4 separate regions of the Mus musculus genome follow, and all the other regions are linked to region 3. The links are chromatin loops, found by intact Hi-C in ENCODE. Cell type or tissue: heart. All regions are shown on one strand. Region 1 has its middle 85 kb from the start of Ccdc28a. Region 2 holds the start of Ccdc28a (coiled-coil domain containing 28A). Region 3 has its middle 19 kb from the start of Nhsl1. Region 4 holds the start of Reps1 (RalBP1 associated Eps domain containing protein).

The links. A loop is a pair of places that touch in the nucleus more often than their neighbours do. Peaks named below come from ENCODE experiments on the same cell type or tissue, not always from the same donor. Only the 100,000 strongest peaks of a DNase experiment are listed, where the experiment ranks them.
Region 1: a loop joins it to region 3, with 6 times the contacts of the local background. A loop is called at or near these places in 15 of 42 quality-filtered maps.
Region 2: it touches region 3 in a loop (6-fold over the local background); 27 of 42 quality-filtered maps call a loop at or near these places.
Region 4: a loop joins it to region 3, with 2.4 times the contacts of the local background. A loop is called at or near these places in 5 of 42 quality-filtered maps.

Annotation. Positions count from the first base shown.
Region 1 is chr10:18,317,213-18,322,212 of GRCm38, reverse strand. It overlaps a transcript of Nhsl1 not described here. Among named protein-coding and RNA genes, the nearest start is that of Ccdc28a, 85 kb to the right of the region's middle. In heart, CTCF peaks have their summits at 2,864 (motif pointing right) and 3,661; DNase peaks (open chromatin) are centred at 2,942 and 3,572; H3K4me3 peaks cover 2,661 bases; H3K27ac peaks cover 1,743 bases.
Region 2 is chr10:18,234,202-18,239,201 of GRCm38, reverse strand. Ccdc28a (coiled-coil domain containing 28A) reads left to right here and starts at 4,221. Exons shown (of 6, transcript NM_144820.4): 1 at 4,221-4,350. In heart, a CTCF peak has its summit at 2,670; DNase peaks (open chromatin) are centred at 1,871 and 3,941; H3K4me3 peaks cover 1,482 bases; H3K27ac peaks cover 1,040 bases.
Region 3 is chr10:18,385,894-18,390,893 of GRCm38, reverse strand. It overlaps a transcript of Nhsl1 not described here. Among named protein-coding and RNA genes, the nearest start is that of Nhsl1, 19 kb to the left of the region's middle. In heart, a CTCF peak has its summit at 2,024 (motif pointing right); DNase peaks (open chromatin) are centred at 683, 1,933 and 4,523.
Region 4 is chr10:18,052,800-18,057,799 of GRCm38, reverse strand. It overlaps Reps1 (RalBP1 associated Eps domain containing protein), which reads right to left and starts at 1,860. Exons shown (of 20, transcript NM_009048.2): 1 at 1,685-1,860. The coding sequence starts at 1,837. In heart, a CTCF peak has its summit at 2,354 (motif pointing left); a DNase peak (open chromatin) is centred at 2,249; H3K4me3 peaks cover 2,521 bases; H3K27ac peaks cover 3,113 bases.

The sequences.
Region 1 (5,000 bases), 69 kb after region 3:
TATGATATTTGGAAGATGGCAAGCCTGAAGAAATATTCCTCGTGATCCTTGAAACCAGTAGGACTGGCCCACAGGACTAAGTGTTGTTTTTCAGGTTACCACCGGTACGTGTGGTGCAACCTTACATGTGGTGGTTATGGGCAGTCATGAGTGAAATAAGAACTGGATCCTGGCCCCCTCTCGTGCATGTGCTGCTGGAGACTCATTAACAGGTATATCTTACCAGAGAGATGAAATTAAGGTTCTCAGGCAGCCCTCTGACAGTTCCCAGCATGTGTCTACACTTCGATCCCTATCTCTAAACACTCCTACAGTGAAGCTACACACATAAGCAATGGACAGCAAGGGAGGCAATCAAAGGTCTGTGCGCCAGCCCTCAGCCTAGACAAATCACTTCAAGTCTTTTGGCTTTGACTACTCCTCTGGTTATGAGTTCATGAAATTAGTCAATTTACAGTCAATTCTCAATACGAAGGTTCATGAATGAAGGATGTAACTTTGAAGACCTGCTTATAAAAGATCAACACGTCAGGCACAGTGGTACCTTCAGTCCTAGCACTGTGAGTTCAAGGCTAGGCACCTTCCACATGCTGGGACTGTGGATATGAGCCACTATGGTAGACAAGGCATTGCTTTAAAAGAATCCTGCAGATGCTAAATAGGATAAATATATAGGGTTTTTATTATATGAATATATAGGCTCTTAGCACACAAAAAGAGTTGCGTGCAAAAATGGGACCAAACCTAATAATGTGTTTAATAACTCATCTTTTTCTCTGTATGCACACCTATGATCTAGGCATAATTACTTTTGATAAAAGCTTTCATGATTATATGAAAATGATGAACCAGGATTACTGGTATAAAATTAAAGCCACTTGAAATGACATGCCTGTGAAAACTTTGAAGAGAATTATTTCAGTCGCTTCAAAAACAACTTTAGAGAGAATTCAGGGAGCTGCTGGGCAGTATTGTTTATTGGAATACACATATTCAAAGAAAGGAAAGTGAGCAGGAGGTGATGTCATTTGCATGTAGCAGCACTTGGAAGTTGGAGGCAAGATGATATGGAGTTCAAGGCCCACCTTAGCTATATAGCAAGTTCAAGACCAGTCATGACTATATGAGTCTCCATCTAAAAGGAGGAGGTAGAGGAGGAAATATATTCAAATGCAAAGCAAAACTAGCAAAATAAGCGGTCTCTTTCCTCAGTTTATTTTTACTTTATGTGCTGGTGTTTTGCCTGTGTGTATGTCTGTATGGGGTGTTGGATCCCCTAGCAACTGGACTTACAGGGAGCCATGATCTGCAATGGTGATGCTGGGAATTGAACCAGGGCCCTCTAGAAGAGAGCAGCTAGTGTCCTTAACCTCTGAGCCATCTCTCCAGCCAGCAAGGAAAGAGTTTTAACATCAAGGAATATTGTTTATTTTTCTACAGGTTATCTTAAAATTGTAATTGGCCTTGTTCTGCAATTACAGAATGGGGCAACACTCCATTCCATGTAACTAGAATGTGTTCTCTTTGTTTTGTTTTGTTTACTTCCCTTAGAGTTCTTCACCCAGTAGTTAGAGCGGCCTCACCACACTGCACGTCAGGGATGACAGTCTCACTCACCCAGGTGCACACACCCAACACAAAAAGGCACAGAAACAAACAGGACTGCCAGGTTTACAGTGAAGGTCCCCTAGGACAGCACATCCTATGCATGAGGTCATCGTTCACATGAACTAAATAGATTCTGATTATGTTCCGTACAAATTATTAGGTCATTTTGACTCCACGCCCCTTCTCATCCCCTCCCACTCTCCTGGGTTGAAAGCTGTCCACCACTTAAAAGCTGTGTGTTTTAGCATAACCAGAAATGCACAACTTAGGAAACACATTACAGCGGCATATGTAAGTAGTAGATTCAAATTTGTGAAAATTCGAACTCCTAAGCTTCGAGATGGTTAAACGTGACTTGGGTTTTCAAGCTGGAAAACAAGCTACTCCGGATTACACACGTATGAAGTGATTCTAAGTCGGGCCATTTTTCATGCAGAGCTGCTGAAACCTAGGCGTGGGCTGTTATACCAGTATCTCCCCTCCCACCCGGCAATCCATCAGCCATCCCCAATTTACTCTTTGCACTAAGTAGCATGAACAAGTTCACCTACTGGAAAGGGAGAAACCACCCAGGCATCACACTGAAAGTTTCTTAGTTTAGGCCAGCAGGAAATTCCAGTCCCTTCATTCATCAGAGCCAGTTAAAGCTGCTGAAAAGAGATGGGCACTTGGAGATTACAATGTCAAGACATAGACTTAATCTGGGGGGTTGAAGAGGGCCAAAGACAGAGTCCCAGCTCAAGGTCAAGGTCCTCTGAATAACAAAGAACCAGTGGCCACTCTGGAAAAGGAAACAAAATTCAAGGCTAAAAGTAAAAACCTCAAGTTTGTGTGCTTTCTTTGGAAGGTAATGCCACAGGTACAATACCTGCGGGGGGCGCGGGGGGTGGGGTGTTGCGCAGCTGTGACAAGCTGCTGCAATCCTCGCTTGGTCCCCAGAGATTGTCCACAAACTGATCCTCAAGTGTGAGGTGTCCACCGCTTAAAAGCTGTGTGTTTTAGCACATAGCAATAGTAATGACTTCGACAGGACACCATCACTTGTGCCATAGCTGTTGCTGCTCGTCAGTTTCCCACTGACAGAGCAGAGGAATGGCACTCCCAAAAGCCACACTCTGCGCCCACTCCAAGTCAGTTTTTTGGAGGCCAGAATCGGGGCTCATCACACGTATATTGCTACCTGGACTGCCTCCCCACCCGAGCCACCGACACCCGTGGGCTCCCGAGGAGGTCAGAAAGCTGAGCCTGGGCCGCCAGGGGGCGGGAGGCAGCAGCTGGCCGAGCGCCTCTGTGCCGCGGTGCCCTCCCCGGGGCCACCAGCCACTCACGGATTTTCACTCGCCGGTGGTCCAGACGCGCGGCGGCGGCGTGCAGGGCGTCCAGGCGACGGTGCAACTCGGCGGTGCGGTGACCCAGCGCAGCCGCCTGGCCCTCGAGCTCCCCGAAAATGTCCCCAGCGCAGCGCGACAGGTCGGCCAGCTGGGCGAGCAGGCAGACCAGGGTGTGCGAGCTGACCTGCTCCAGCGAGCGGAAGAGCGGCGGGTCCCCAGCCCGAGCCAGTGCCGCCTCGTCGGGCCGGCGCAGCCGTGCGGGCTCTACGCTTCGTTGGTGGAAGGGCATGGCTGGGCACGCGGGGTGCCGGCGGACCGGCGATCACGGAGTTCACGCCGGGCCCCGGGGACGATGGGCGCGGGTCCGCATCCAACACAAAGGAGGGTCCCGGGGCAGCTGCCGCGGGGACGAGGCCGGGCGGCGAGGAGGCGCAGGGACCGCGCGGAGACCCTAACCCGGTGCCGCGCGGCTGCTTGCCTCCTCCGGGGCTCTGGAGCAGCGCGGCCGAGAAAGTTCCCGGAGCAGCTCCCGGGCGGCCGCGGCGGGCCCCGCTGAAGTTTGCAGGCAGGAAAGCGCCTCGGCTCCTTCCCTCCCTCTGGATTGGAGAGGGAGGAGGAAGCGGGGGAAGTGCCGCCGCCACGGGCGCGAGGGAGGGCGGCCGGAGAAAGGGAAGGGGGAGGAGAAAGGCCGGCTGGGAACCACCTGCGGCTCCCGCGCCCGCCGCGCCCTGCGCCCAGGCCGTTGGCCGCCCGGCGCCCCAGCGCACCCTGCTGGGGCGGCCGCGCAGTCCCGGAGCTCCGGGTCGCCGCCCACGCCCCCAGCCGAGCCCCCGGGCGCCGGGGCCCAGTCGCCGCCCGCACCCCAGGCCCGAGTGGGGCGCTGCGCGGGCGTCGCAGAGGCGCCGGACTGCGGGGCCAACCAAGAACTCGGCAGCTCACCTGCGCTGCTGCGGTGGCGGCTGAGGCTCCGTCCTGCCTCCCTGGAAACGCTGGGCGGCTCGTCTGAGCCCCCCTGGTCTCTCTCCTGCAAAGCTCTCAAGACTTCTGGGACGCTTTTGTGGACCTCGTGGAAGACCTCAATAAGTCACCCGCTGACCAAGAGTTCTGTAGTCAACTGGGAGTCCAGAGGAACAAAAACAAACAAACAAACAAACAAAAAACCCTCCGAAAACCATAGTGACCATAGTGCTTCAAGAGTTTTTCTTAGTGTCTCCTTAGTGCTTTCCTGCTCCTCAGGTGCGAACAGTTCAGAGACAGTTGCCTGTTTCATCCATCCCTCAACCGTTGAGTTAGGTTACCAGAACCTAGAACCCCAAATCCGGGGCCTGGAAAATGTTTTAACTAAACGCCCTTAAGATCATAGTCACGAGACACCCAGCTAACTCAAACCTTCTGCTAAGAAGAATTTAAGGAGACTGAGTCCAATATCCCGAAGCTAAAAATCCCATTGGCCGCGTTGCTGTGTTTGCTCAGAAAGCATCGTCTTTGGTTTCTATAGTGAAGTTGACCCACATTTCAGTACCGCTTTCTGACCTTAGGATCAGTCTCCAAAGTGGTGCTAGCTCGCCTCTCTGCCGGACAGGAACAAAGCAAGCACGAAACTAGTAAACTCATGAGGTGGGAAGGAGTGAGACTCAGGCTTTAATGCCAGCTCTCAGGAAGCAGAGAGAGGCTAAGGTCGAGCCAGTCTGGTCTATAGAATGAGTTCCAAGACAGCCAGAGCTACAAAGAAAACCCTGTCTTAAAAAAACAAAACAAAACAAAACAAAACAAAAACAAAAAACTTAGTAGACAAACTTTTTCCGTCTTCCCCTGTTTTACATCAGCTTGTCCTGTTGATGGTGGTGTTTTACAATAGATGACATTAATGATCTCAGATCACCTAGTAGGACCACCTTGCAGGGTGGTAAGCAAAGGAAACAAGTGCTGTTTTTAAACCTTGTCGTTTATCAAGCACCATATAAACAGTATAAAGTGTTTGTTTCCTCAAGAAATGTCCTGAAGTGAAAGGGTGATGTAGCCATAGGTTCCTCCCTGACGTCATGAGACCATGAGTAGCAC
Region 2 (5,000 bases), 150 kb after region 3:
CCTTGGCACATGCGCAGATTATTTGTTTACCACTTAGAACACAGGATGTCAGCGCCATCTTGCACCGGCGAATGTGAGGGCGGCTTCCTACACATAGTCATCTATTGGATGGAACACAGGGCCCCCAATGGAGGAGCTAGAGAAAGTACCCAAGGAGCTGAAGGGGTCTGCAACCCTATAGGTGGAACAACAATATGAACTAACCAGTACCCCCAGAGTTCGTGTCTCTGGCTGCATATGTAGCAGAAGATGGCCTAGTTGGCCATCATTGGGAAGAGAGGCCCCTTGGTCTTGCAAACTTTATATAACCCAGTACAGGGGAATGCCAGGGCCAAGAAGTCAGAGTGGGTGGGTAGGGGAGCAGGGCAGGGGGAGGATATAGGGAACTTTCGGGATAGCATTTGGAATGTAAATAAAGAAAATATCTAACAAAAACAAACAAACAAACAAACACCCTTCCTAACAGGATATAACTGGGTTTTTTTTTTTTTTTTTTTTTTTGAGACAGGGTTTCTCTGTATAACAGAGCCTTGACTGTGGACTCACTTTGTAGACCAGGCTGTCCTAAACCCGAATATGCAGAGATCCATCTGCCTCTGCCCCGAGTACTGGGATTAAAGGTGTGTGCCACCACACCCAACGACAGGGTTGTTCTTTTACTTCCTGTTTTCCTTTTTTCTCCTTTCCTCCCTTGCCCTTCCTATTAGTCAGGGTTCCCTAACGGAACAATTGATATGATGAAAACACCCACATTATATATCAGCATATCTCACACACACATATGAGAGAGAGAGAGAGAGGGTTATTAGCCTGCTTTATAGGCTGTGGCCATGGTATCTTTCAAAGCTATAGAAAAGACATCCCTCCTTCTACCCTTTGCTTCTTTATAAGCCATTCCTTCAAGTTCTTAGCATCCTTGGAGTACACGGTAATACCAAGCTGAGGAAAGGAGAAGCTGTATACAGCGTAGCCGATTCATGACCCATGGTATGCTTTGTTTTCTGGTTAATCCTTCTTTTAAAGCTGCTCTGGCTTCAGGAGATTGGGAAAGATTCTCCAAGGATCAAAACAACTCAGACCTTCCTGTCACTGTGTCAGGGTTTGTATTCCTGCACACAACATCATGACCAAGAAGCAAGTTGGGGAGGAAAGGGTTTATTCAGCTTACACTTCCATGTTCCTCTTCATCACCATGGAAGTCAAGACTGGAACTCACACAGGGCAGGGTCTTGGAGGCAGGAGCTGATGCACAGGCCATGGAGAGATGTTACTTACTGGCTTGCCTCCCCAGCTTACTCAGCTTGTTTTCTGATAGAACTCAGGACTGACTCCCAGCCCAGGGATGGCAACACCCACAATGGGCTAGGCCCTGCCCACTTGATCACTAATTGAGAAAATGCCTTACAGCTGGATCTCATAGAGGCATTTCCTTAAGGGAGGCTCCTTTCTCTGCAATAACTCTAGCTTGTATCAAGTTGGCATACAAAAATATTGAGTACAGTCACCTACCTCCTAAACTTGCTAACTACTTTAGCTTTAAAAGGGAAGTGTAGACTTGAAATACAAAAATAAATTAAAACATTAGCATTGTAGAACCCCCAGAAAATAAGGTTTTAGTTTGTTTAGCAAGAAGTCATCAGAACATCCAAAGGTTGGGTAATCAGACGCCTCGTCAGAGCTCTTAGAGGAAGGCAGGACTAGCAAAGCCCCAAATATTCTGCTGAGGAAAGAGATCTGCCTGGACAACGGTGATGTCATCTGGTCAGCTTTGTAACTTGGCCAACTCTTTCAGATGCTGTGGCTTCAAGGGCAGCCTAGGCAGCTGTGACACTGCACAGCTGAGATATTTATTGCACAACTGCCATTTCGTCATTTGGGGAGGCCAAAGCAGGAGAGTTCCACATTTGAGCCAACCTGGTCTATAGAAAATCCTGCCAAAAAGAGACCAGGCTGGCCTCGAACTCAGAAATCCGCCTGCCTCTGCCTCTTGAGTGCTAGGAATAAAGGCGTGCATCACCACGCCCGGCTTGAGTTTAAGATTTCTTCATTCATTAATTTAATGAGTACCCTTTTTATGTCACTCTCAACTGCTAAAGGTATGGAAATCAACACATATTTGCTCTTAAGGAAATTACAGCCTAAAGTAGTATGTTTAATAAAAGACTATAGGCGTAACAATGCTAGATGTCTAAGTCTTTAAAATGAACAGTCTCATTTTAAAGACTTTTTGGCCTCCTGCTAAAAACCTGTTACATCTTAGAGTAAAAATGAAATAGTTCCTCTGGATTCACTGTTTTGCCTCTTTTGGTGACAAAACTCATACCCAGGGCCTCAAGCATGCTGGGCCAGTGCTCCCCCAAAGTCCCACCCCAGGCCCTACTGTTTCTTCTATGACACAATACATACATTCTTGAGAAATGGCTACTCACTCACGGCTGTTTCACCTAGCGGATCCTCCTGGTACTTTCAGTTCCCAGCAGCTCTCCAAAAGCCCACTTGTCCCTTCAAGAAGTCTCTGGGGGTCCTCAGCCCTGGAGAGCTCTTCTCCAATCTCTCAGTAGTGTTTTAGAGCTCATCTCAGAGCAGAGAAGGCACCAAGTTTTACAAAGATAGCCAAACAATAGCATCGCTTTTGGGATAACTTTCCCATGTAGGTCTCAGCTCCGAAGCAAGTCAATATAGCACCACACTGTGGCCTGCTCCCAAACTGCTTTCCCTCTTTCATTCTTTCATGGCATAATTTTATAAAAGTAGAACCTAGGCCATGACATTCCTTAAAAACCAAGTTGTAGATCAATTCACAAAATACAACCATTCAGAGATGCCAAACAGGAGAATTCCGCCTTTTCTTAAGTTCAAGTTCTTTACCCTAAAAATACCAAATTATGAAACCTAACACGTGTTCACTTTGGAAACTGGAACCATGAATGCTGTATCTGTGGGGGTTTTTTGTTTTTGTTATTTTGTTTTGTTTTTTGGTTTGTTTTTTTTAAGAATTCCAAGTTTTTGGTTTTGTTTTTCCTAATGGAAGAACATCTCATAGTATGAGTTTAAGTACTTAGTAACTCCATTTTTGCTCTGTCTCAATATAATCTCTAGACACAATTTCCTCCCTAGGTAATGGGGAGATTGAAGGACAGGGTCACCTCAATCTAAGAAAGTCGGAATCTAAAAAGTCCCATCTTCCCTCTGAGAAGGCATCCACATCAAGGAGGGAAAGGTAAGTTTTCTTTAGTTTAGGGTTGAGCCTTCTCTCTTAGCCCTCAATTCCTAATCCCGGGGATGAAGTGGGGAGTCAGGCAGCAAGTCTGATTAGCCTTTCTGAATCTCAGAATCATTTCATTTGTTTTCTTTCTTTCTTTTTTTTTTTTTTTCTTTTCGGTTTTTTCGAGACAGGGTTTCTCTTTATAGCCCTGGCTGTCCTGGAACTCACTTTGTAGACCAGGCTGGCCTCGAACTCAGAAACCCGCCTGCCTCTGCCTCCCAAGTGCTGGGATTAAAGGCGTGCGCCACCACGCCCGACCTCAGAATCACTTCTAAAACGGGGATTTTGACATTACCTTAAAGGACTGTAGTGAGGTAAAGTGGGACGAGTGACACATACCCGTATGAGAAGCGCAGGCAGGAAGATCTCAACAACATAACCGGTTCCTGAGCAGTGTCGGCTATACGAGACTTGGTCAAAAAAAGGCAAAGAAAACGAAGAAAGACTGATAGACAGACAGACAGGTACACAGAAAACCTAAACGCACTCACCCCACCCCCACCACACCCAACTGCAATGCTTGGATACTGGCTATTTACAGAATCACACTTGGCGGCACAGCATCAGGGATGCTGAACCCAATACCGCTTCTCAAGCCAAACTAAAAGCAGCCAATCCGAGGTGTGGATCCGCCGCAAGGGGACAATAGGCTCCGCCTTCGATTTGTTCGAAAGGCATGCTGGGAATTGCAGTGCATGGGGCGGTCCTTCACCGAGGTGGCTGGCCGCTTCCGGTGAGGACAATATACAGCCAGTTTCCATGAGGCCATGAGACAGGCAGAAGTGGAGTGGCCAACAACAACTCCTCTTTCCCGCAGCCGCTGGAGCCATACCTGAAGGCGGCTATGGGAAGACGGAGCCCAAAGCAGAGACGCGAGCATCGCTAAGGGACCTGGGAGAGGCGGGGCTTTTCGCCTCTCGGAGGGCCCCGCCCAGATTACGTCACTTCCGTAAACAAAGGGCGCTTGCCTGGGTTTGTGACCCAGGCAGACGAGCTGGGCTCTTGATGCAGCCCTGGCGGAGGCTTTGAACGCTCTCTTACTTTTCCTAGCCGAGGAAGGGTAACCACAGCCTTTTCTCCCTCCGGTATGTAATGGGGTAAGGGGACCCCGCAACCTGTTCATTCGAGCCCCTCAGCACCTGCTCTGGTCACCGCTGAGTGTAGATGGGTCATCGCAGGGCTGGGTTGCGGAAGGGAAATGAATGAGGCAAAGTCCAGAGGCACCTCTGGTGATTCTGGTTGGCAGCGAGGCCTGACATTCAACCGTGAGCAGTTCGTCCCCTCTGGAAAGGTCCCTCGTGTTTGTCATACAAGAAGGATTTCAGGGTCTTGTGACAGATGTTATCTTTCAGAAAAGAGGACATCGCAAGCTTGGTCCCTCGGGGACCATTGGTTTATTGGCGATGCTTTATGTATTAACTGGTTTTTGCTTTTTCCTCCTCTTTTGTTACCAAATGTGTATTAGCATCCATAGATTTGAAGGTTAGCGTGTTTATATGTATCACCAATTATACAGATCCTCATCTCTTGGAAACCTGCTCCGTCATCTTCAAAGTTTTATTTAATCTGTATTACAGCTAAACAATTCCCGAATGACTCAAGTGGATTCGCTCTTGGTATCTGAGACAAGAGACTGAATGCTGTACCCTTTTCCAAGAAAAACCCACATCAGCTAGCAAAACAAAAATAAATTACCTGTATAATTCCCGACTAATTCTTTTAGGAGTGACAGAAG
Region 3 (5,000 bases):
CTCCTTAATATCAGCACTGTAGAAACACATAGGCAGCGCTAAACATGGGGCGGGGCAGGCAGGCAGATAACACGGATGTTTTAGTAGGCTGCTCTGAACATTTTCTAAATACACTACAGCGTATAAAGCAAGAGAGCAAGGAGCTGTTTCCTTTCCACGAGTTTTGGAGAAAAGCTTTTGCCTCCAGACAATCATGAGCCTTTCTCTGGAAGCCCCGGCACTCATGCTGCGAGAGACAGAGGCCAAAGGTCCCCAGTGGCCCCCACTTTCGCTACCAATGGATGCGCACTGCGTGTTGTCTTCTCCATGGGCTTCTCTAGCCAAATCCCTCGCTCCATTTAAGCAGCTTGGTTCAAATTGTAAAACTTAAAAGTTTCACTTACCAGATGCCTAGATAAATCTCATCTGGAGGCCTTTAGAACAAAGCCACCGTGAGTGACATCCAGCCTGGCTGAGTCTTGAGGGTGATGTGAATCCTCCGGACAGGCGATGCACGCCCGAGACTGCACAGAAGAGACTGGGCCGCTGTCCTCAGATGTGGGTAGTAGCCTAGCGCTGTAAGCCAGGAGCCCTCTCCTTGCTATGATCCAAGGTCTTTCTTCCTACCAGGCTTCAGATCTGGCTCTGAAGTTAGCACGCGTGCGCGCGCACACACACACACACACACACACACACCTTGATACACAGTTCAAGCACATCCGTGAGTCATGCTTCCACTTCCTCTCAGGGTTCCCAGTGGTCCTCGGTGGCACAGAGTTCATTCATTCACAACAGTGCGCGCTCAGTCACACGGAATACTCACACACTAAACTCCAGCCCTTAGCACTTTAAAAGTATTTCCTTTCAACCTCCTGTAAAACCACCGCCTCACTTTCATTAGCAGATGAGAACTTCATCCCAGCAGACGGGCTCCCCAGGCACAATTCACACACATTATACTTCATAGGGCCTTTTCAATATTTACTTGCTGGTAGTGTTCTTCCTTTCAGGTCACAGATTATAGTGTTTAGCAACACGAAGAAGGAGGGGGTAGAGTTATGAATTAGTAAACTGCCGGGGCTTCCACTTGTCAATTCATTCCCACCTCGGAGGGGATTTGGACCCAGAGCTTCAACTCTCGGGAATTACCTTCAGGAAATGACTGAATCAAAAAGGGAATTGGCCAATTTTCTCCCAAAACAGGGAGTTATGGGGAAACTCCTCAGCTGTAGGCAAAGAGAGAGAAGTCTCTTCCTATGCAAATAAGTTTTGTTTCCCTCAGAGCGAGTTTGGTAAGGATTGCCAGGCCCTTCCCACCCTTTGATATGCTGATCTCGGGCTTCTAAACATGAGGGGGGTTATTTGATCACATTAATTATTGGGGGGGGGGTGGAGAAAGTGGGTGCTGCAAGGGAGGGGTGACACAAAGACTTCTCTAAATTGCCAGTTTGTTTGGTCTTTCATGGCACGCAACAATCAGATTCCTATTCACAGCTATTTCAGAGCTGGCTGGGAGACCATCAAAGTGTTTGGGAGGATGGAGCTAAACAGAGCCAAAACCCTGACAGCTTCACTTTCCGTGGCCAACTCGGATGCCAGCTCCCCGGACTTCTCAATCTCCCTGGCCCTGAGGGGGGAAAAGTCCTTTCTTACCTCTTCTGAGGAGCAAGGTGGGACACTGGCACATTTTCCTTGAATGCTTTGATCCTAGGGTGCTAGTCTGTGTTGGTATTTGTAAACCACGGCCATGCATAGTTACCTCAGGAGCTTGTAACTCTACAGATGTGTGGGCCCAATGCCAAGTGCTTGGAATCCTAAGGAGCGGCAGCCAGAGCTGAAAGCACCTCTCCGCGGAAGATGAAGACAATAGACAGTAATTGTTAGGGAAGTACAGCAATGGAGCCCACCCATCAACAAAGGAAAGACTATATGGAGGGGTTGGGACGCGTCCCCAAGCTGCCAGGCAAGCCCTGTAAGTCACAGATGGCCTTTCTCAGAGGAGAAATCAGAGGACTTCACTCAACACAGGACCCTGGTCAGATGCAGACAGCTGCCACTAGGTGGCTACTTACACTAGAGCTAAGTCCTTGTGCACCTACCCACCAATTCAACATTTCTTGAGCCTTGGGAAGTAAACTTAGAAAGTCCTAACTTCACAAAGTAAAAAGTTGCCCATGTGCCACACCAACTTTATCGTGGGACACAGGGCAGAGATTGCTCACAGGCTTGTAAATCTTATCTGTGCTTGCTAAACAATTATTTAAATCATTATATGTGCACATTTTTGTCAAAAAACAAACAAACAAACAAACAAACAAACAAAAAAGCCTACTAGGTTGTCACAAAAAGATGGGAATAGTTAAAAATTTAAAAATATTAAAAATTTTAAGAACCAATTTCAACAAAGTAGAATGTACTGGACTAGATTATAAAAAGAAGTTTCTCTTGTAAGGATGTTTTAATTTTCACAAGACATGGCTATACATACAAATAGAGTAAAAGTGGTCCTGTACAAAGACAGGGCAGGGCTGAGGGACTGTTGAGGGGGAGGGGGAGGTACCCTGATTAGAAAAATAGAAAGTGAGGCTGGAGAGATGGCTCTGAGGTTGAGAGCACTGACTGCTTTTCCAGAGGTCCTGAGTTCAATTCCCAGTAAGATGGTGGCTCACAACCATCTGCAATGAGATCTGATGTCCTCTTCTGATGTGTCTAAAGAGAGCTACAGTACACTTATACACATAAAATAAATAAATCTTTAAAAGAAAGAAGGAAGGGAAGGGAAGTGGAAGGGAAGGGGGGAAGGGAAGGGAAGGGAAGGGAAGGGAAGGGAAGGGAAGGGAAGGGAAGGGAAGGGAAGGGAAGGGAAGGAAAGAGAGAAAGAGAGAAAGAGAGAAAGAGAGAAAGAGAGGAAGAGAGAAAGAGAGAGAGAAAGAAAATGAGGGGCCCAGAGTCTGGTAAAGCTCTTGGTTGCTCCTGGCTCCATCTTTGCATGTGTGTTACAGGATCTAGATACTATAGTCACCATCCTCCACAATGTTGGTAGCTATCTGAAACCGTAGCGGGTACTGAGCCCATGTAATCCCCTAGACACATATACCTATGGCAAAATTTAATCTATGAACAATGCCCAGTAATAGATCAAAAGTGATAAAAGAGTAACAGCAAAGTATACTAAAAAAAGAAATAAAGCAGTTTATTCCAGTGAGGGTTTTATGAGGTTATCTCTTTTTTTCTGCTCCTCTCGTCTCTAAAAGTATTGTGTTTTGTCACCTCATTTAAGAGGATCTCTTTATAGTTTCATTCGTGTATATTGGCATCAATATTCTTGCACTTTGGAGCCATTCTTATGTAAAATAAAACTGGTTTAAACGCAAGCAATATACAATTAAACTGATAATCGAAGTGGCTGCTAAGTGGCTGGCAGGTAGTATATAAAATACACACTGGACCAACAGATCGTTGTGCTCAAACCACAAAGTAGTGCAGACTACTGAGCAGAGTGCAATGAAAAACTTATCCTTCAAGTTTTCTGTTAGGGATTTTGAGGCTCCAGTTTGCATCATAAAACTGCCATTGTGGAAATGGATCCCCCTGGGTCTGGGAAGAGAACTATGAAGGACAGGCAGAGATGCTCCAACAGAGCCTAATTTTCTCCTCTTTCCTGTAGCACGGTGTTGTTTCTGGATCCCTTCGCTTTGATCACTATTCTTTCCCTTGACACTAAGGAGAAGAAGGAAAGGGGGCAGTGAGCAGAAACGAGAAAGAAAAAGTAGCCATGATGAAGCATCTTTCCCTCTGCAAGTCTTACACAACTTGGCTGGAAAGGCATTTCCTCAGTACTGATCTGACCATCATCAGGCAACCTGGTACTGAAGGGATGGACAGACAGTTCTTGGAGGCTTAAAGAGAAGGCTGGAGGTCTGGATTCCTCTCCTGTCTGGCCAGTGGGATAAGCCCGGAGCACTTTGTGCCAGCAACTGTAATAATGAAGGACTTAAACTGCCACCCTTGAGGCTCGCCGAGATGTGCTGCTAAAGTTCCCTAACCACCAGCACTAGACAGTCAGAATAAACAATGTAGTGTCTCCACTATTGTTAAAGTACAATGGGAGGCCCTCAGGGTCATAGGGAGTAATTTTTTAAATTAAGGTTTTTCCATCCAATACATACAAAGCACTTCTAAAATCTAAAAATAGATTAGGCTGAAAGGATTATATGAAGAAAACAAAACAAAATAAAATATAATTTTGAGGGTTGAAATGGGGTGCCAAGCTGTTGTGACACAGTTAAAACTATATAAAGGAACCAAGTGTTTCATTTAGTAAGATGCTTACAATTATGAAGGGGTGATCCCGCTTGGCAGGATCGCCAAAGACCTTGAAAGAATCCACAGTACCACAAAGACATCCCAGGCTGTTTGCCACAATTAACAGCAGAGCTGTTCCTGGGAAGTTAGTTAACAAAGCTGTGTTACGTTTGAAATTCACCTCCATTTCTCACCCACATTCAACTGAGGCTTGGGTGGGCGGGGCACTCCCCCCTCAAAGCTGCAATGTGTCAGATGACCGAAATCCTTTGGGACAGTCCCTAGAGGCAGTAGCTGCAGCGAATTCATCCTGCCTTGTCTGAACTTCACAGGAAATCTATCTTTTTTTTTTTTTTTTGGCTTTTTTCGAGACAGGGTTTCTCTGTGTAGCCCTGGCTGTCCTGGAACTTACTCTGTAGACGAGGCTGGCCTCGAACTCAGAAATTCGCCTGCCTCTGCCTCCCAAGTGCTGGGATTAAAGGCGTGTGCCACCACGCCCGACAGGAAGTCTATCTTAAGGCTTTACATTGGTGGCCTACCAATGTAAAGCGCTCCTTATATTGCACCTTGCAATCAGAGAATAAAACATACACTGCAGACAGTCACTTTTTGATTGTTTGGAGAAAGGGCTCCACATATTTCCAGCTTGTCTGGACTTGTTAGTAACATTAATCTTGAGGTTTTTAATATTTAGTATTTTTGGTTTTGCTTTTTTT
Region 4 (5,000 bases), 330 kb after region 3:
GGTTAATGGACACTAATTTCTATGCCCTAAACATGTAAACACCCTAAAAAAGTCTTGTGTACCATTAGAATGACAAAGTCATTTCCAGTTAACTCTGAACCCCAAAGACATGAGCTAAAATAGAATATGGGGGGCTTCTTGTCCAGAACCTGTAAGTTTTGTACCAAATCCATTAGACACTAGCCCCATATCATTTAACCCATCAGCAAACTATGGGATGTTTTGTGTGAACCCAAGCTAAACCTGGTTTCCTCATCGTAAGAGGGCCATAAAAACAAAAACAGTGAATCCACACAGAATCTGAATTGTTGGGAAAGCCTAAAATTGTCACTATGTTGTCCTCTTCAGCAGCACAGATCTGAGACTTTCTTATCCTTCCCTGGTACCTAAAACACTCACCTTTCCCCACCACACCCCAGGGTTAAGAAAAAATGACAAAATGAAACAAAAGCAAAGTGAGAAAGAATTCACTCCCTAAACCACAGTAGGCACTCGGGTATTGTCTATATTCGAGGTGTGTGTAGAAATTTTTATATCACAAGGGTTTCTGTTAGAAGAAAACTGACTTTCACTCTAAGATGGGCCTCAGAGAACTGGAGGCTGAGGAGGCAGAGTGATGAGATTTCTAAAAGCCTGGAGACTCCTGGCCCAGCCCACACCCACGTCCCAGCACCTGAGCAGTTGAGGGGGCAACAGGACCCTGAGTTCAGGGCTAGTCTGGGATATAAAGCAATAAGCTGTCTCAAAACAAAGTAAAATCAAACCTCTGGCCCAATATTCTGCTTCCACTGCATTATATCCACTTCCATCTCCATGTGTTTGGAGATTTGGATAACTGGCTTGGGATCAATATGAGGATGAAAACTTAAGACGGTTCCTTCCTCCCATACAGTTTAAACAGGCTCTTACTATAGCAGCTATGAATCATTAAGCAGTAGCATTAATGCTCATCACAAATATTAGCACTTCTAAAACAGGCGACAAAGAAGGTTTACCCTTGCTGCTACAGAGTTACGAGTGGCAGAGTTACAGACTGAGGAGACTATCCGCTGTCTGATTCCAGCTGTTCAATAAATCCCAAACCAAACCCACAAGCTCCACTGACTATTCCCGGGAAGGGCACTAGAAGATACTGTCCACCGGCCACCCATTCTACGACCAAGTTCTTTTCACATCTATCTACATGCCAAGTATCAGCCAGAAGTTCAAATTTCTTAGTCTCCCCTAAGAACACAGCTTCCTTAAATTTAAAACAAAACAAAACAACCCCCCCCCTAAAAAAAAAACCCAAACCACCTGCTTCTTGGATACCTTAAGCGTAACAAATCTCACTTCATCGAGTCTGCTCGGCTCGCTCAAAAATCCATATGGCATTTTGCCTGCCTATAGTCGTAACTTTCCTATTGTGCGGGAGTCGAAGAGCTATGTGACTATAGTAGGCATATCCAGCAGACGCTAGGATGCACACACAACCCGAGAGACCCGGGACCTTGCTCTTCCAGTGCACAGGCTGCCGGAGGGATGCAGGCTCCGCAGACCCCCGCCCCCACCCGGACGGCGAGCCCTCCCCCTCCAGGGGTCCCCGCGCACCCCGCTCCCGCACCTGCGGCCTCTGCCCGTCCCCGGGGGAGCCCACTCCCGCTGCCGCTGCCCGGGGCCCGCGCGGCCGGGGACGCGGCGGTACCTGGAGGACCACGTCGTTGGGCAGCTGCGCGGCCCGGAACAGCTCGAGCACTCGCCCGTTGACCACCACCTTCTTGGTGCTCTCGATGTCGCAGTAGGAGAAGAGATCCGAGTAGTATTTCTGCTCGGCGTCGCTCAGCGTCAAGCCTTCCATCTTCGCCTCGGCCCGGCGGCCGCCCCGCCCCGCATGCACCACCCGGGCGCCGGCCCCGCGACCCGGGGCGGCCGGCGGGGTACTGCGCACGGCACGGCCTCCCCGCGGGGCCGCGAGCTCGTGTGGCCCGGGGCAGCCGGCGGCGGTGGCGCGCGGCTGTGCGCGGCCGCAAGCTCGGCGTGGGGAAAAGGAGGCGGCGGCTCCGGGCTCGGCCGCGTCCCTCGGGCTTCCCGCCTCGGCTTCCCCTTCCGCCCACGCGCCCCCCTCCGAGAAGTTGTGGGGCTTCCGAAGTCTAAAGTTTCGGGGGCTCGGGGCTGCGCGTGGCCGCCGCTCCGCCTCCCTCGGCCGCCATTGACTGCGCCCCGGCCCGGCACTGACAGCGGCGGCCGCGCTCCAGACCCGGATGTGAGGCCGGGAGGAGAGAGCGCGAGAGGGAGAGGGAGAGGGAGAGAGAGAGAGAGAAACACCCACCGGGCTGGCTCGGCCGCTCCCGGGAGAGCGGGCCGCAGCGCCCCCTGCTGGCCGGAGCCCCGCGGCACGGCGGGGCGCGGCGAGTGGCCCTGGGCGCCCTCCGCGAGGACCCCAGGCTGGGGGCACTTGGGGACCGACCGGCGTCCCAGCGACGCGGAGGGTTCAGGTCGCACTGCGGGCTGGGGTGCGGCAGCTTCTGGCGTGCAGCATTTCCTAACGGTTTGCACTTAACGAGGATAAGTGCATCGCTTTGCGCCGTCCACTGAAGCAGGGAAGCTTGCTCAGGTGTGGACGCTTAAACCAAGGCTGAACTCGATCTGGTCCCAAGCCGGGTCTTCTGTAAAACCAAGTTTGAAAAAATAGAAATAAAGAAAAAAAAAGTCACCTTTTTTTTTTTTTTTTTTCACCGAGAACCAAATACTGTCGGTTTATGCCATCCACTCGGGAAACCTGTGTAGGCCTTCAGCCAACTCCAGGCCCTCTTGTTGCTCACCATCCCTTCCTTCCTCTGGGGGGTGGGGGGGGGGGAGTCTTAATCTGCATCTGTCTCTGGAGTTCATAGACCCTTAACGAGCCTTTAATCTTTTAAAAGTATTTCTTTCCTGAAACTCTATGAAGTCAGGCTGGACTTGAACTCTTGATCCCCTGCCTTTTCTTTCCTAGTGAAGGGATACCATCACCAGTCAGCCCGCGACCTTGTCAGCATTAAATATGAAGTATTTCAGAAACGGGAGCCAAGGAAGATTACACAGAGGGCTTTTCAAGTTTGGTTTTTATTCTCTGTTACATAGAGCCCATTAAGGGGACATCATTATAAGAATGAGCAGACATAGAGGGCTGGGGATATAGCTCATTTGTTAGAGCACTGTGTGCACAACGCCCTGGGTTCTATTCCCAGCACTGCATAGATCAAGTGTGGTGGTGCTTACCTGTAATCCCAGCCATTTGGGAGGTAGAGGACAGGAGGATCAGAAGTTCAAGGTCATGTTCAGCCTCACAGAACACAGAAGGCCAACCTAGACCCTATCTCAAACAGCCCAGAAAACAGAAAGAAGAACTCTGGCACCAAATGCCTCCTTTGGAGGCTAAATCTAAATGAACGTCTGTGAAGCTCTTTATGTAAGTCTTTATAGATGCCACTTTGTGGCGATATTTTCATGTTACTCTACTTCATATAGTGCTTAGTACGTCTTACAATTCATACTCACAATTGCAGTTTGGGTATGTGTGTGTGTGTGTGTGTGTGTGTGTGTGTGCATTTTTAAAAGATAGGTTCAATGAGGTAGGGACTGATTCCTGCTGTCACTGGTCTCTTTTCCCCTGCCACCTCCCCATGGCCTAGCAGCTCTATCCTGCCCTAAGCCTTTGTTCCTTCTGAAACCTCACACAGACATTTGCACGTTCCTTCTCCTGTTCCGAGGGCTCCGTCTTGGAGAACAGTCCCGCTAACACCTGATCTCCAGCTGTTGTGCTGTGTTTGCTCTTCTTAACCTGAATTCTTTTTCCTTATTGCATGTCTAGCTGATATCCAAATATGAATTTCTGTACATATTCATTTTTCTAAAATTTTATGCTGATTACACCATTGATGACAACAGCCCCGTGAAACGAGCTTGACAAGGGTTTCCTTTTTTGAAAACTTGGGATACTGAGACAAAAATGGTGTTAGCAACTTGTAAGTTTCATGACACTAAATATCTAGATGCAGGGTTCTAAACCTACTCAACTCTAAAACCAGTACCCTTTCTTAAGTCTCCTGAGCCACTAGCTCTCTATTCAGTAGAAGTGTTTCATTTCTTCGTCACCACCCTTCCAAGGCCTGTCACATACAGGTGTACCTCAATCACAAGTGATCAAATGAAGTTTAGTATTGATGGGCTAAGAAAGCATCCCGGGCTCTAACTTCCTAGCTTCAGTAAACTACAGCTCTGTGCCTCTCTTAAAATCTGAAGTCATTGCAAGATCGCATCATGTACAAGCGTTAAGCTCTGAAATGTCCCTCTCAGTTCATAATCTGTCCTTTCCCCCTCCCCTGCCGTTCCATAAATAAACCTGTCCCTTACAGTCCTGAGAGTCTGAAGTTCCAGCACAGTGAGTGGGTTCACAGTTATACTGTGAAGGGCTGGAGAGATGGCTCAGAAGTGAGGAGCATTTGCTGCCCTTGCAGAGGACCCAAACTCCCTTCCCAGCACATATACAGCCTCGCACGGGATCCTTAAAGCCAGCTCCTGGGATCGGATGCTCCCTTCTGGTTTCAGTGCACATGGATGGTGCACATACATTCATGCAGCAGTCAGAAACATTCACATGCATGAACTAAAAAGTCAAAATTATACTTTGAAAGCCAGGTGTGGTGTGTATACATATAATCCCAGGGAAAGGAAGGATTGTGAGTTCAAACCCAGCCTGATCTCCGTAGTGAGAGCCTGTCAGAAACAAATAAACAGACACTTATACTTTGATCATGCTGTCCCAGTGAGCTGCCGGATTTTCTTTTTGAGGATCACAGAGTCTAGGGGCCTTGTGGTCAGACTTAGCCTCCCACCACCATTTCCTTCTTCCATTGTCCTTTCTGTTATCTCTTGCCCATAACTCATGCTAAATTAGCCTCGGCAGGAGCTTTATAGAGTGTTAGGTTCTCCGTCTGTAGCTCTATTGCTCTGTAAAGCTTTCCTAGAGTACAGCAGGCCCT